Regions from separate parts of the Homo sapiens genome. Here region 1 is linked to region 2. A link is a loop called in an ENCODE intact Hi-C map of the cell type or tissue named here. Cell type or tissue: endothelial cell of umbilical vein. All regions are shown on one strand. Links, peaks and the distances in the headings refer to the core of each region. The heading gives the core; the rest is flanking DNA. Region 1 overlaps PALLD (palladin, cytoskeletal associated protein). Region 2 overlaps DDX60L (DExD/H-box 60 like).

Region 1 (8,345 bases), core at 223-8,222, 130 kb after region 2:
TCTGCTTTTTGAGTGATGAATTTTCTTTTTTTACAAAGATATCATTGAAATAATTAAAATTGTCAATTGATTGCAATGTCACACTTCTCAAAAAAAAAAAAAATTAGTATTGCAGCGTCTAAACCAAAAGCATAAGGGCAGTGAATGCAAAACAGATGTTCATCTCGGTGGGTGTTCAAAACAATTTTTTAAAGTCAGATGTCTCTGTATATGTGTTTGTACAGCCTCAAGACACGGTCTTAACAGTTTATATATTTAAATGCTCACTCATTTGATATAATGTCAAGTAAACAAGATAGCATTAAAATCAACTACTCAATTAATTTATTTTTTCCATCCTTTATTTCTACGGATTTTTCAAACATCTAGTACTGAAGGATCTTGACATTTTTAACCCAGTACATTCCCTCCCTCTTATTAATACTTCACCCAATTATCTTTTTTAAAGTATCCTATTTAGAGGGAAGCTAGAGCCTATAATTTATTTTAATATTCTGGTGAGAGATGAGAAACAAAGATATCCATCAAAGGGCTATTTAATTTTAGAAAAGTTAACCAGCCATTAGACATTCATGGGCAATAGTTCAAGGAACAAGAACCACAAAAAAAAAATGAGAGTTAGAATTGAAGAAACAAATCTTTAACCCTCAGAAAACCAAGAGGTTTTTTAATACCTTATTTTCTATAGTAGCATTTAGCAAAAGGCAATGAAATTCTATCCCCAAAATGAAGAAGTTTATGATGGTTCTGACAATAATTCATTTATGTAGAATTATATTATTTACACTTTCATCCATGTTGTCTCATTTATTCCTCCCAACATCTTTGAGTAATCATTTTACAAATAGAAAATAAATCTGAGTAATTTCTCCATTAGCCATAGTGAATACAACACATTAGGAAATTAATGCCAGGTTCATCTCTCTCAATGCTCAGTGCCATTTCCCCTGTATCAGCAAATACTTAGGATAACTGTGGGCCTGGGATTGTGGAGGGATTGGAACTAAAGCACACTTAATAAAAAGGAGAGAAGAGTTCCTCAGGGCTAATCCTAAGTTAAAAGGGATGACTTTACTTTGTCTGAGTCAGTGCAAAACTACATTTTTTTTTATCAAAACAGAAAACGAAAACAAAGAAAAATGGTAAGTGCTTCAATCATACCATCCAAAGCAGAGAATTACCATATTCAAGTCATGGAGCTCCCCCAGGCCTACAAGTATTTGAGTTATTCTAGTTCTCTGTTCCTCTGGGATAAAATAGAATAAAACCCTGCAAGACTCACAGGGAAAGCCAAATGTGGAACCGAAGCAAAAGGGGCATTTTTGGCAAAATGACAAAACACAGTAAGCCTCTATAACTAATCTGGACTTCAAGCTAGAGATATTTATGAGCTTCTAAAGAGCCACTGGGAGAGTCTCCCCGTGCCCAGTGCCCACCTAAACTTCTGTAGTTACATTCCTCACTCACTATGGGGGCGCCCTCTTTGGGAACTTTGCTAATCAAGCTGGGCACTCAAGATCAAATTTTTGCTATACAAGCAAATTAGTCTCACTTATAGGGGGTCAGTATTTCGTTTTGTCTCTTTAGAGACATATGTTATGAATCCCTCAATTACTAATTTAGTTTTGCTTTTCAGTTTGATACTCTGCCCCCAATCCATGTTCTTTCATTGAACTGTAATGTTTTACTACTTGTCATTATTTTTGGAAAAACAGTTTCTAACTCTCTTGTTACTAGTGCTAATTTGCATAATTTGAATTAATGGAGAATTTGCCAACACTTACGTAGCTTCTACAAAGTTTGCAGTTGCTTCAAGAATTTTCACATTTTATAAATCCAGTGACAAAGTTTAGAGTTATCTATGCACTGTAGTGTATACCCTTGTTACATTATAATTTTTATACCCCTGAAAGACTTATTACAAATCACAGAAAGCCAAAATCATTGTATTCTTGCCTGAATTGGGTAGTCTGTTTTTTTCAATTTCTCTTAATTTGATGAATAAAAAATAAATCTATTTTTATGTGCATTTTTGAATATGAATTATATTTTCAAATGTTTTTATTTTCTCTTTCGTGAATTGTTTGCTCAGGTCTTTTGCCTATTATTTCAGCAATCTGAGGAAACTCTAGGGCAAAATAAGGAAGCTGCTAGCCACATTTTATAACTTGCTTAAGAACTGGCAATGACAGTTTATCAGGATTTTATACATAAGGATTCCAGGAGTATACTTCATAACCACAAACTTGGGAGTCACAATTCTTTTATTGTGTAAATGGTAGAATTCCTGAGTGCTTGGTGCATTAGTTATTAAAGGAAATAAAACAAAATTTCAAAATATAGTAACCATGAGGACTAATTTGTTACCTACTCTTTGTAAAGGAGATATCAATGTGGATAAAAACAAACCTGGGGGTACATATATTAAGACTTTCAAAGGCCCTTGACAATAGTTTAGAATAAAAATGATGTTTCATTTTTTTTTAACATTTTATAACTTGTTTTTTTAAATTAAAAAAAAAACAAAACAGGCAATGTGAATCATGTATTTAGAGCAGCTTGTCCATGGCTAGTGAACTGGCTTGGAGGTAGCAAACCAAGGACAACTCTCCACTAAATGAAGTAAAATTAAACACTCGTGTTGGCTTATGATCAGTGCTGGAAACATCTGACTCTGATATTATAGTGTGATTTGGAAGAGAAAATTCACGATGACATTTCCAATTTTCAGATGACACCAAGTTTTTCCAAGTCATGACATACCAAGTCAAATTGGGAAGGAAGATAGAGGAAGCTCCCGTGAGTCTTTGGTTTTGAGGTACTACTCCACAAGGGTAAACCTTTGAGATGTATACATTAAATACATTAGGTAAAATCTTTGAGATTTACCCTATAAGGTAAATCTCTAGTGTCATTGGCCCAATTTAAAGATGTGAAAACTGAGTCTCAGAGATGTTAGTTTAAGTCACCCAAGTTGACTCAGCCAGTAAGTGAGGAGTTTGTATTTGACATCAATCTAAATAAGAGCCTATCCTTTACTGCCCCCAATGTGAGAGAGGAAGGAATCACACTCATGAAGGGACCCAAAGCCAACGTGGGGTGAGGGGAGGGCAGGAACCTGGGAAGTTGGATTCATTTGGTTTTTTGAGTTGGTGAGAAACAAGCAGGTATATTTAAATGTGGGGAAGTATGAAGTGATATTTTTAAGGAAGTCCAGTGCTGCAGGAAAATGAATCCCTGGAATCCATGAGCTTTCTTATACCACTTACTGGCAACACAGGCTCTAAACACTAACCTGCCAGCAACATCAACCCAGTTCATTAGCTAACTTTTCCTGTTTGGAAACACAATGGCAAATATTATCCTACCCAGTACAAAGCCATAACCCCCTATACAGGAAGAAAGCTGTGGAAATCTGAAGTGAAATTTTAAAATTGTTATATATTCCTATGTATTTAATATGTGGGTTTTTTGGGGGGTTTTCTTGTTTGTTTTTGTTTTGTTTTGTTTTGTTTTTGAGACAGAGTCTCACTCTGTCGGCCAGGCTGGAGTGCAGTGGCATGATCTCAGCTCACTGCAACCTCTGCCTCCCGGGCTCATGCGATTGTCCTGCCTCAGCCTCCTGAGTAGCTGAGACTACAGGCGCGTGCCACCATGACCGGCTAATTTTTTAATTTTTAATAGAGACAGGGTTTCACCATATTGGACAGGCTGATCTCGAACTCCTGACCTCAGGTAATCTGCTTGCCTTGGCCTCCCAAACTGCTGGGAGTACAGGCGGGTGCCACCACGCCCAGACAATATGTGTTAAGCATTGTGCTAATACTTCATATGCTGGGCAACATCCAACAACCTATAACCCTACAAACCTATAACCCAACAACCCTATAAGATAAATCTCTAGTGTCATTGGCCCATTTTAAAGATGTGAAAACTGAGTCTCAGAGATATTAGGTAAGTCACCCAAGCTTACTTAGCCAGTAAGTGAGGAGTTTGGATTTGAAACCCATCTAATTGAAAACCTATTCTTTACTGTCCCCATATGTAAGAGAAGGAACCACAGCCATGAAGGGACTCAAAACGACTGTGAGGAGGGCAAGTCTGGGGAAAAAAAGCCTTATAATGTTGTAATGGCTCTGGTAAAAGTCTGCAAAAGGTAGAGATGGGTGAAGTTAAAGCAAACAGAGTCTAAGTCCAAGATAAGGTAATTCATTTATAAGAGTCATTAATGCAAGTGCTACAATTGAAAATTTTTTAACGTAAAATGTTTAAACTAGTAAGTGACATATTTGCAATCAGTGGATTCAGAAAAATTAAGTTACTGGAGAGAATATTCCTGTGCTTGGGTTGGCACTAAAGAAAGATAACTCTGTCTGCCTACAAAGGAACCTGTGGTATTGCTGTCAGAAAAAGAAGGCTGGGGTGAATTAGACTGAACGTTTGTGTATAATGATTCTTAATCTGTACTTCAAAAATGTATCATTAGACATGCAGATATGTTTACCCATTTTTGTTGTTGTTGTTGTTGTTGTTGGCCTTGCTTTGTTTTTTTGGACTGTTTTTCCTTATGTCTAACTTAGATTCTGATAAGCACCAAGCTGCTTCCCTACCTGAGTGCCTTGGAATATGCATTTTTCCTCTTACTGGAATGTTCTTTCTCCTCTCCCTCCTACTACCATTCAATGGAGAGGGCTTCTGGGTAGGGTAGGGGCATCATGTTATTTTTATTTGCTGAATCAGGGAATTCTACATTCTGGAAGGAAACTTCTGATATTTGTGACAACGGCGATTTTAAAAACTGTTCATTTACCACATCTTTCCCTGAGTCCAAGGTCCGTGGCAGCAGAGACCATGTCTGTCCAGCCCCCACTGAGGCCAGCGCAGTGCCTGGCACACAGGGAACTATCACTAAGCCCTGGTTCAATGCCGGACATCCTTCGGCTTGTACATGAAGCCCGGTAGCTCTGTTTTATGAGGGTAGGAAACATCTGGTCACCATTGTTTATGAAATATTTGCCACCTGAAAAACCATTATTATTAGGTCATTCCTTGTTCCTTGCTTTATTTTTCTGAGTTTTTTTCTCTCCATTAAGAACATATTTCCTGGAACTCCTTATTGGCAAGGAAAGCTAACTCACTTTTTACTTTCTCCAATACCCTTATTGAGTTTCTCTCTTACTCTTCAGACCGCCAATGATTAGTGGGGAAATCTACCAATGCTGGAGCAAAGACACTATCCCATCTTTAACGGGGAGAAATTTGTAGAACCATAAAACTACAGCAAAAGTGTTGAACACCTCTATGTCAGCCAATCCGTGGTCACCACAGATGTTCATAGTCTCACAGCAATGCATGTTACCTGTATTTTTAGAATTGTTTAAAACAAAAGCGACTATTATTATTTAACAAGTTGTAATGCTGACATGGTAAACATTAAAATATTTGAGGCTAAGTACGCTCTTAATTTTTTTAAAAGATTTTTGTTATGGAGCAATTTGAAAGTCTTTAATGCTCCATATATAAAGAAACCTTTTTATATTTTGCTTTATATATCTTTCGTTTAATAATCTTGATTTCAGAATCTACCAGAATTTAATTCTAGAGCCCTCCAAAATAAATAATCAGCTTTCAGGTTATCTCAACAACTTCACTGATATTTTAAAGAAAAACCTATCATATTTATACTATTTACTTTTATACTATCATGTTTATACTATTTATATTTATACTATTCATATTTATACCAAGATACAAATTAAAAACACTGGAACAAAATACATTAAAATGGAAACAATGTTTGCCTTCGTAGGGCATAATTTTGAGTGATTTTTTGTTTCTATTTTTGTATTTTTATTTGTATACGATGAGATTTATATGCAAGGAGAAAAAACAAACAAAATATTCAATTTTATTGGAGTCCAGTCTTCTAATGAAGTATGAAAGAAAGAAACATGTAGATCTACTATTATTAAAGATTTATACGAATATTAAGGATGTTCCCTGGGGTGTTTTCCCCAGTGAATTGAACTTGTGAATAAGTCCTAAGTGCCAGCAATGAAAGCGAAGCAGGTATCTGTCAAGGCTGATTAGGAACGGAGCATAGAGAATAGAACCACAGAAACCAAAGAAGACTAAAACTGGTTCTAAGGGTTGAGGCCTGAGAAAAATCCATACCAGGTTCCAGCCTTTCCCTAACTAAAAAGGAGGAAGATGGCTGAATCTGCCTGGTGGGGAGAGGGGTAATTTGCTGCAGGTGGAACCACTTTATTCAGACCTGAGCACCGCAGCGAGCCCTCTGTGGACCCGCTTTGCTGAGAAAACTTGCTGCTCCCTGGGTTCTATCCAGAGCAGCCTGGCGATTGTGTTCTAATTTTCCTTTTAGATAGCTGAATATGAGTATTAGAATGAAAGATCTGATATTAGCAGATCAATCATCTCTTTCTCCACTTTCTGTTACACAATTAAACCAGCAGGTGAGGCAGAGTGCCGCAAAAGTAAGTAGACCAGCTGTTCCATTTCAGAATAGACTTGCCAAGCATAACACATTTAGAAACAAAATGCAGTTCATTCCAAAGCAGTTGATTTAATCCCTCATTATCCATTTATGTATTCAGCATCATGGCCCATCTTGACACCTTATTAATAAATTATTCAAAAGCTTACCTCTGGATAGCATAGTTGTTAAGACCTAGGGATCCAGTCAAAAAGAGGGATCGATTGCAGGCTCAGATGCAAATTAACTCTATAACCTAAGACACCCTATTTAACCTTCTTAAATCTTCATTTCCTCATTTGTAAAATGTGTATAGAACCACCCCGAAGTTCCGGGATCATGGATTAGAGAGAGAAAAGGTTTAAGACCTCTTAGCACAGCTTCTAACACATAGTATAGTCAGTGTTCGTAAATGGAGTTCATATTAATACCCTTTTTTTTTTTGAGACAGAGTCTCACTCTGTCGCCCAGGCTGGAGTGCAGTGGCGCAATCTCGGCTCACTGCAGGCTCCGCCCCCCGGGTTCACGCCATTCTCCTGCCTCGGCCTCCAGAGTAGCTGGGACTACAGGTGCCCACCACCACGCCCGGCTAATTTTTTGTATTTTTAGTAGAAACGGGGCTTCACCGTGTTAGCCAGGATGCTCTCGATCTCCTGACCTCGTGATCCGCCCGCCTCTGCCTCCCAAAGTGCTGGGATTACAGGTGTAAGCCACGGCGCCCGGCCATATTAATACCTTTTAAAATAGGGACCAGAAGTTGAAGAAGAAGAAGTGAAGAAAAAGGTAAAGTGTTTTCCCTCTTCCATTCACATATATTTTTCATTTTTTAAAAATGGGCTTTCCGGAAGTGAAACTCCTGTACCAGCGAAGCAGGATGCTTTCAATGTGTGCAAATCAACCTCTTGGTAGCCTGCCTTTTAAAAGCTCAAACTATCCATCCCCACACAAGTCTGGGACTCTTACCCTGTGTTATTTTTTAAGTCATTTAAGTCATGCTTGAGAGGAACATCATTGTTACTATCAGTCTTAACATCTTAATTCAAACCAGCCTAACAAAAAAGACTGAGAAAATATGAAAGTACAGAAATTTGTGCTAGAGAAAAAGATGGGAGGAAAAGTGTCACACCTTGGGGCTGCCCCGATGTCTCTTTGCCTCTTAGGTGCAGGGTACTCCATACTCTCGTGACTAAGGCATGAAGCCTAGAAGAAGTGGCTACTTCTGCCTGTGGTTTATAGCCCTACTTTATTCTAGACAGCTCCCTGCACAGATTAGAAGGCAGGAAGCAGAGCAAGTGTTCCTGTAATCAGCCTCCCCCGGGAACTGTCAGTATTCAATGGGCTCTCAACTCACATTTCCACTTGTTTTTGTTTTGTTTTGTTTTGTTTTGTTTTGAGACAGAGTCTCGCTCTGTTGCCCAGGCTGGAGTGCAGTGACGGGATCTTGGCTCACTGCAACCTCCACCTCCCGGCTTCAAGCAATTCTCCTTCCTCAGCCTCCCGAGTAGCTGGGATTACAGGTGTGTGCCACCTCATCTCAGTAATTTTTGTATTTTTAGTAGAGATGGGGTTTCACCATGTTGGCCAGTCTGGTCTCAAACTCGTGACCTCAGGTGATCTGCCCATCTCAGCCTCCCAAAGTGCTGGGATTACAGGCGTGAGCCACCACTCCCGGCCTCCACTTGTTCGTTCAATATACGTTTGCCCTATAGAGTTCCATGCATCTGAGAATATTCCAACAAATCTTAGACCATTTCCAAGCAACGGATCCCTATTGTACTATTTCTTCTATTTCTCTCTGTAAGCATTAACTTTGAAACTACAGCCATTAAATCATATTCATTAGTTCATTCCA
Region 2 (8,345 bases), core at 20-8,019:
AGCCCTCTAGCTTCTACTGGGTTTGGCCAGTGGGAAGCCTAGGCAAGAAATGGGAAGGAGAGAAGACAGTGAGGTCAAGGTCTTTATTCTTTTGCTCTCTCTCCCTAAGAGGTCAACCTTGGCCAGCTGCATTTCTTCACCAAGGTCACTGTTCTTCTCAAAGAGACATATCTATAGAATCTCTCTTCTGTTAAGGTTCATAATGCTTCCCCCTCCCTTCATCCTTACAGGGTTGAAAGGCTTGTACTATTCTGGATTACTGCACTTACCTTGTGGTTTCCCTTGTACAAACCTTTGTAAACAGCCCCTTAGTAAAAACACTTTTCTAAAAATTGTACTAACGTGAATATGCAATCTGTTTTCCATTGGTACCCTGGCTGACGCACAACTTAACTGCCATCATTGAAAAAGCCCTATATTCTTTAAATTACAAATTATAGGGTGTATGCAGACTAGAACATCAACCAGAGAACTAACACCAAACCTACCTCATCAAATATAACATATCTGATCCTTTCCACCCATTTTTGGCGATGAGGAGCAAGCAACAGGATTTCAAAACATTCCGGCACTGTAATAAGTACCTACAAATATGAATGATTAGTGTAGCTAACTTTATGGAGCATTAATTTTATATCAGGCATAGTAATAGGAACCTAGAAAATATGCTGCTGCTGATAGCAGTTTCATTAAGATAATATTGCATCTTTGACGTTTTTCATTTAAGTCTTTACATTTATGAACATTTGGATTAATGAAAATGAAAAAGAGCTTCTACTCTGTAACGACTGTTTTACATTTTGTTTAGTCTTAAATGTCTACTTTGTGAATTCAATAAGGGAGACAATCTATCTTAATCTATGATTTACCTATCGACGGGTCCACTATCAACACACAATCTTTTTGAGACAAGGTTTTATTATGAGGATCCATAAATATCATTCAAAAGAACTAGCAATTTTGAATGGAAAGAAAAGGTTGGGTAGTCATTTAGTAATGCATTGGGTTTGTTAAATCTACTTGAATCCCTTTCTAAGTTATACTGAAATATCATAATCTTCTATTTGAAATTTCAGATCACAATGTAAGTATAAATATTGTTCACAAGACCTAGCAATTTTGAATGGAAAGACAAGGTTGGATAGTCATTTAGTAATGCATTGGGTTTGTCAAATCTACTTGACTCCCTCTCTAAGTTATAATGAAATATCATAACTTTCTATTTGAAATTTCAGTTCACAATGTGAATATCCTTAGAGATGGTGAGCCTAGTTCTTACTTTTTAGAGTAGAACAACCTTAAATTTTCCTTAGAGCAATTTCATTTTCTTTGTGAATTCAGTGAAATGATTTCTATAAGGGCTTGTGTTTTGCAGATTCCCAGCAAAACAGTTATATAAGTACTGCTCTATAATTTGATAATAAACTCATTAATTAATATGTCATACCTGACAGTTTAGTACATTGTGACAATAATCTCTTGTAAAAGCACCGCATAGAGTTCTGCCGGCAGGCAACGTTTTAGTAAAACGATTCTCAACAGTTGCAGCCACTTGACCAACAAGGGACTGATTGACAAGAAAAAAAACCATTAGTCACTTAGTAGAGAAGAGACATATAAAACCTTGAGGACAACCGAATCCATACACATACACACACACACACACACACACACACACACACACACACACACTTCAATGAAAATGAAATGAAGTAGGGAAAAATACAGATGGTAATGAAATTATCTGATACCACTGAGTATTCTCTTTGATCCTCCTTGATTTTAAACACACACACACATACACACACACACACACACACACACACATGAGATAGATAGATAGATAGATAGATAGATAGATAGATAGATAGACAGACAGACAGACAGACAGATATTACATATCATGTATATGGTGACAATGGGCAAATGAATGACTTTCTATTGAATATCTGGTTCATGATTCCAGGTAAACCACCATTGCTCTGCCTGGGATCCTCCTAGTGCTCTCTCTGCCTGTGTTTGTCGGGATCCTTTCTTATTTAAGCCCCTGCAACTTGCTGCCTAAAAGAGGCAAAGAGCCCATGTGGCCTTCTCTTAAAATTTTCAGCCCCTAGGATTCCCCTTCTATTGTTCTGAGCTTAACTATAATTATATAAAAAGATGTTTGGTGTCTCTTATCCAGCATTTCAGGTATTTTACACAAAGAGATTTTTCTGTTGACCTATATGGCCATATTGCTGGAAATGGAAGTCATATATACCTGGCTGTATTTTTTAATTGAAACAATATTAATTAAAAGAAAAACATAAATCTTCATAATTATAATCATAGCATACCACTCCAAGGGAGGGAGGGAAAATAAAAAAGGAAAGGGGAGAGAGAAAGAAAGAAAGGGAAACAACTTAAAATGTAAATTTTTAAAAAATTAATCCTTAAAAATACTATAGTCATCATTTTTATATTCATGATAGTGAAATATTTTCTAAAAATAAGTATAATTGCAGTAACTATAAATGAAAATATTAACATATGAGATGAAATAAAAATATCAAAAATAGTTTCTTGGCCGGGCACGGTGGCTCACGCCTGTAATCCCAACACTTCAGGAGGCCAAGGTGGGTGGATCACCTGAGGTGATCAAGACCAGCCTAGCCAACATGGTGAAACCCTGTCTCTACTAAAAACACAAAAATTAGCCCAGCATGGCAGCACGTGCCTATAATCCCAGCTACTCATGAGGCTGAGGCGGGAGAATCACTTGAACACGGGAGGTGGAGGTTGCAGTGAGCCGAGATCGCGCCACTGCACTCCAGCCTGAGTGACAGAGCAAGACTCTGTCTCAAAAATAAAATAACAGTGAATTAGATCTAGCATGTGACCGTGTGCATTCTTTTTAAAGGGGATGTTCAGGAACAAAAGCAAAAATGAAAGTCATTCAAACACTACCTTTGCGGGTGCAACGTACACAACCACCCCGACATCGCTCTCCCTCAGCACTTTCTCCATGCAGTAGTAGGAAGCATAGGTTTTGCCTGAGGACGTTGGGGCAACAATCACTGCTGACTCATTCTTATCTACCACATCCAGGAGTTCCTGCTGCAGGGTACAAAGCACCATTTGTGTCAAGAAAGTGAACAGCATGTTACCAAAACACAGACAGTATCCTTTGTACCTTCTGTCTCCTGTGCCTGTATTATGCTACCTTTGGGGGAACTCCCTGAACCCCTGAAGATTAGGTCTGGTGAACACTCGAAGGATTCAGGAAAATACCTGGATTACTCATGCCATTCCCTCAGAAAAGAGATTTTGTTTTACATTTTGGCCTAGAGAGAGGGTTTCATTTCTGCAAAATAGAAAGGGAGACTGAGTAAAACATATTTTTCCATTAGAAAACACTTTTTCCAATTGTCATTGAGTAAGTACAGAAAGAGGTTTCCAAAACTGAGCTGTAAGAACTAGTAATGCCACATTAGCATGCCTTCACATACAAACAGGTATCAGTATAACTTCCACTGATGGTGAAAATAAAAAGGCCAAGAAGGGGAAGAAATGAATGATTTCTCATACTCTAGTTACATTCTCCAGGCACAGTAGAGGAAAGACATTAAACAAGATTAAGAAGTTTATGCAAAATTTGACATGTAGAGACACAGTAATGAAAAGTTCTGAAGTCACACTGATTAGAAAAGTACAATGTTTGTTGTCATTACCTGCCATGCGTTGGGAATAAAATCCTGGACCCTGGGATCCCGATCTTTTCTTTCATCTCTTATCAAGTAATGGCCCATGTATTGCAGTTGAAACCGAGCTGGTCCAATGTCAATCGAATATTTCTTCTTATTTTTGTCATCTCCTATCTGTTATTTTAATATATTATTTGAAATCAACTTAAACTTCAAAATTGAATAAACATTTATTAAATATCCACTGAGCACATTCTATGCACAAGGCATTTTTACTACACTTTTTTTTATTTTTTTGAGACAGGGTCTTTCTCTGTCACCCAGGCTGGAGTGCAGTGACGCCATCATAGCTCACTGCAGCCTTGAACTGCTGAGTGCAAGTGATCTTCCTACCTCAGCCCCACCACTCCCTATCCCATGCCCTGGCTGAGTAGCTGGGACTACAGGCACATGCTATCAATTGTGGCTAATATTGTGTGTGTGTGTGTGTGTGTGTGTGTGTGTTGTAGAGACAGGGTGTTGCCATGTTACCCAGGCTGGTCTTGAACTACTGGGCTCAAGTGATCTGCTCACCTTGACCTTCCAAAGTGCTGAGATTACAGGCGTGAGCTACCATGCCTGGCCTACTATGCTTTTAAATAGTGTAATATTTAAGTAAGAAGAGTTTTCCTGCCTAAAATGTTATTCTTGGGAAAAGTCAAATAGCAGATATTAACGTTAAAAAAAGTTCATCCTGGAATTGGAACCTGGAACCTTATTAAAGACCATTCTTCAATCTCACTACATTACAGTTTTTAGATTGCACTAGAATTAAGTATAGGATTCATTCCTGTTACCAAGAGGGTTTAAAGTGGCATCTGGATATCATCTAGTATTTAATTTCTGTTTTCAGGAAGCATCTGTACAAATTTTCTAATTTTAATTTACTTCAAAGTTTGGCAGCTAGGTTATTAATAAGTAATCTCATATCTATTATTTTATAAACTAGAATCAGAGTAAACATAGTCAATTGATAACTCTATATGTGAGATACTTCATTAGACCTATTAGTTATTCTTCCATATTAAAATTGAGTAAAAATTTAAAGTATAAGAAATTCTAGTTCTCTTACCAGAGTTGGATCCAAAGAGTTTGCCAGATCATTAAAGCCTAAATATTTAAGGCATTTAGCTATATATTGATGATGTTCTGCTTCCAAAATTTCTGGGTATCTCTCCAGGAGTGAATGAATCCTTTTCATCATTTGAACAGCTATACTTAAATCTTTCGAAATTTTGCCTTGTTAAAGAAACAATAAAATTGTTATAAAGAACACCAAAAATAACTGGTTGATCACTTACGACAATCATTGAGTTAATCAATTAACCTCATGTGATTAAACCTCACTATTTTACTTGACTTTAAAGGAGATTTTAGAGCATTAAAAACTAAAACTCATGATTAAATTAAATTAAAACTCCATCTACACACATTTAATTATCATCTTAAGTAACTTAGACATAGCTGGGTAAGTATAGGCAAAAAAGAAAAGAAACAAACTTTGTGATTTATAGCAGAAATATGAACCATTTAAACTGAGCTCTGTACTCATTTCCAGAGAAAAATAACACAATAACCCACATATTATTTGTGTGTCTTCTACTCTTGTTCACAGGAAAAAGTCCTATGATTTTAGATGCCTGACCAAAACATGAGCAACATTTATCAAGGCCTACTCTTGACCACATACAGTACTTGTATTTATGAAACCATCAGCAGAACCCTTCAATTATTGAGGGCTAAGATACAACCTCACTGCATCCCAATCATTCTATCCAGACTCTCCTAAGCCCTTCTATTACCTCCTGTTCACTTATAGCCTCTTTATCTCTATCCCACTACTAACCACTCCATATAAAGTCATATAAAGTCTTTATCCTCTTTCCTCTTTGTTAAGAAATATCCTCTTTCTTAACAAATACTACTGAGCAACTGCTTATGCAGACCACCAATGTATGCTTTAAGGAAGTACAAATGAAATTTAAGACAGAGTTCTTACATCAAGGAACCTTCAATCTAATTGGAGAACAAGGGATTAGTGTTGAAACAGATCAGTAAAATATCTAAGTGATTTACAATTCAGGGTCCAAATGGAGTCATAGAAGCAGTGTTATGTGAGCAGGAGAAGTTGGGAGGACTCCACAAGAGGATGGCCTTGAAGGACACACAGAATTTAGGCCAATAGAGACAAGCAGAAGAACATCTGTAGCAGAAACTGATATTACCTCCTCAACATCCATTCTCACCCAATGCTTTCTTATAAATCCCCATACTAATGGATACTGCAATAGGTCCAATTCAAAGTTCACATTTTCTAATCTCTCTGTGGTTTGGTGCGGTTTTGTTACTAAGTTTGGCCATTGAGAAGTAAGCAAAAATTGGTGGAATTTCTGGGATGAAGCCTCCTTCCATAGAAGAAATACAGCATGAATGTACAAATTTGCCCTTTTTCTTCTTCCTACTTTGTTTTGGAATACAGTTATCATGGCTGTAGCATCAGCCACCAACTGCATTCATGACATAACTTTAAGAATACAACTCATGCACTAAGAACGGTACAATACGATGATAGCGGAGCCTAAGTTCCCAGTGACACTGAACTGCCTATCTCTGGACTTCTTTTACATGAAAGAGAAATAAACTATCTTTTTTAAGCCATTATTAATTCCTATCTCTGTTAATAGCTAATGGCAATTCCTATCTGATATGGCATCAAGTAAAAACACATATGCTAAAGCTTAGAGATGAAAATGAGCATAGTCTCTGACAGCCCACTGAGGTACTGGCTTTGCTGGGAAGTAGAATAGAGAGACATGAGCGTGACTACAGAGTCACGTGGCCACACGTGAAAAGGATCTGAGTAGGACATACTCAAGACAGGGTGATCAACCACAACTTGAGGAGGAATTGTCAGCTTGGTCTAGCATCAAAATCACATATCTCAGGCTGGGCACAGTGGCTCAAGCCTGTAATCCTAGCTCTTTGGGACGCCCTGGCGGATAGATCACCTGAGGTCAGGAGTTCAAGACCAGCCTGGCCAACATGGCAAAACCCCGTCTCTACTAAAAATACAAAAATTAGCCAGGCATGGTGGCAGGAGCCTGTAATCCCAGCTACTCAGGAGGCTAAGGCAGGAGAATCACCTGAAGCTTGAATCTGGGAGGTGGAGGTTGCAGTGAGCTAAGATCACTCTACTGCACTCCAGCCTGGGTGACAGTGAGACTCCATCCCAAAAAAAAGAAAAAAAAATCACATATCTCTACTCAGTTTTTTCTGATTCTTTCCCTCAGTTGGCTCTTCCACAAGTCAATATTCAGGAAACTAAGTAATAAAAGCACACACTACAAGCCATATGAAGACGTAATACCTGGAAATAGTATGCACACATCATTTCTGCTACATATTTCACCAAAATCATTCTCTGCTGCCAGTTGGAGACATTGATACAGGAGAGCACAGGGAGCCACAGAAATTTGAGGGAGCACTTAGAATGCTAGGCAGGCAGGGCCCATTCCAACCCACTTCCCTCCCTGCCAGCCCACAGTGTGGAAATGGTTGTGTACCGTTACCTAGGACTGCAGGTGCTATTGGGCATCTATTCCCCCATAGCTATGGCTCTCAAGGAATTCTGGTAACCGTTCACTCCCCTGCTCTTGTCAAGAACTAGGAAAGGGCTGAGATTTTATTCTATTTACAAGCTAGAAATTTAGTCTTTCACAGTCTCATGGTTGCTGGCAAAAGACATGAGACTCCTGGGTCAGAAACAAAAGGCTTTATTATCATGGCCCAGTTAACAATATAACCATCATGTATATGTCGGTTCCCCTTGTGCTCCATGGCGGAGATAAAGAGCCCAGGTAGAAACCACACACAAAGTAGGTTGATGTCACAGCTAAGGAAATCTACACTTAGAAAACCGAAATATTTTATAATGGGTCTCAGGCAAAACCTGCTTCTTTGCCCTGGAGGGAAATGTGATCTTTATTAACTGGACAGTAAACAAACTTGGCCTTTGCCCTAGAGAGGAACACAATTTCTTCCTTCCAAGCCTGTTCACTATACAAACACACTTAAAAAGATAGTCTGGAAGTGAACCTGTCAATGCTTCTGCTGGCTAGACGGGCAGAAACATGGAAAAACCCATGGAGAATCACCTCCCAACAGCAACTTCACATCTCCCTGGTGCTGACAGCTTTCCTTCTCTGATAGGCCCTGTTGCTGCTGCTGAGCCTCACCTTGCTTTGCTGATCCCCTTAATTCTCTCCACACTTTTTGAAAGAGTTTTTTCTTTATACTCTCCTCATTTCTTTTTGAATGTGCCATCTTTTCCCTGTTGGGACCCTCTGTCTAACCTCTGCAATTCCACTTTCTTGTCTGCAAAATATAATAATAACTATCTTAAAGGGTCATGTTGACAATAAAATCAGACAATGGATTATACAAAGTTTTAGCACAACCATGCATTCAGTAAATATGTTAACATCATTAATATTTTCATCACTACTCTTTATCCATAGAGTATGGAGTCCCATACCTTCACCTCGGCAATGTTTTTTCCATGCTTTAAAGCAGGCAATTAATCCTAACATTTCAACTCCAAATTTCACTGAATTACTTGCACAT

Evidence for each region. Hi-C counts contacts between places; a loop is a spot of excess contacts. Peaks named below come from ENCODE experiments on the same cell type or tissue, not always from the same donor. Only the 100,000 strongest peaks of a DNase experiment are listed, where the experiment ranks them.
Region 1: a loop joins it to region 2, with 3.0 times the contacts of the local background. A loop is called at or near these places in 3 of 110 quality-filtered maps.

The regions. Positions count from the first base shown.
Region 1 is chr4:168,549,177-168,557,521 of GRCh38, forward strand. The region is part of intron 2 of PALLD (palladin, cytoskeletal associated protein); the gene reads left to right. The region is part of intron 1 of LOC124900807 (a long non-coding RNA gene); the gene reads right to left. Among named protein-coding and RNA genes, the nearest start is that of PALLD, 56 kb to the left of the region's middle. RefSeq lists an enhancer at 5,105-5,274. In endothelial cell of umbilical vein, for the core only: no CTCF peak of the experiment used is centred there; DNase peaks (open chromatin) are centred at 3,205 and 5,015; H3K27ac peaks cover 414 bases.
Region 2 is chr4:168,418,814-168,427,158 of GRCh38, forward strand. DDX60L (DExD/H-box 60 like) reads right to left here. Exons shown (of 38, transcript NM_001012967.3): 14 at 8,257-8,345; 15 at 4,795-4,961; 16 at 3,711-3,857; 17 at 2,947-3,096; 18 at 1,448-1,567; 19 at 489-584. Among named protein-coding and RNA genes, the nearest start is that of DDX60L, 58 kb to the right of the region's middle. In endothelial cell of umbilical vein, for the core only: no CTCF peak of the experiment used is centred there; a DNase peak (open chromatin) is centred at 3,068; H3K27ac peaks cover 2,360 bases.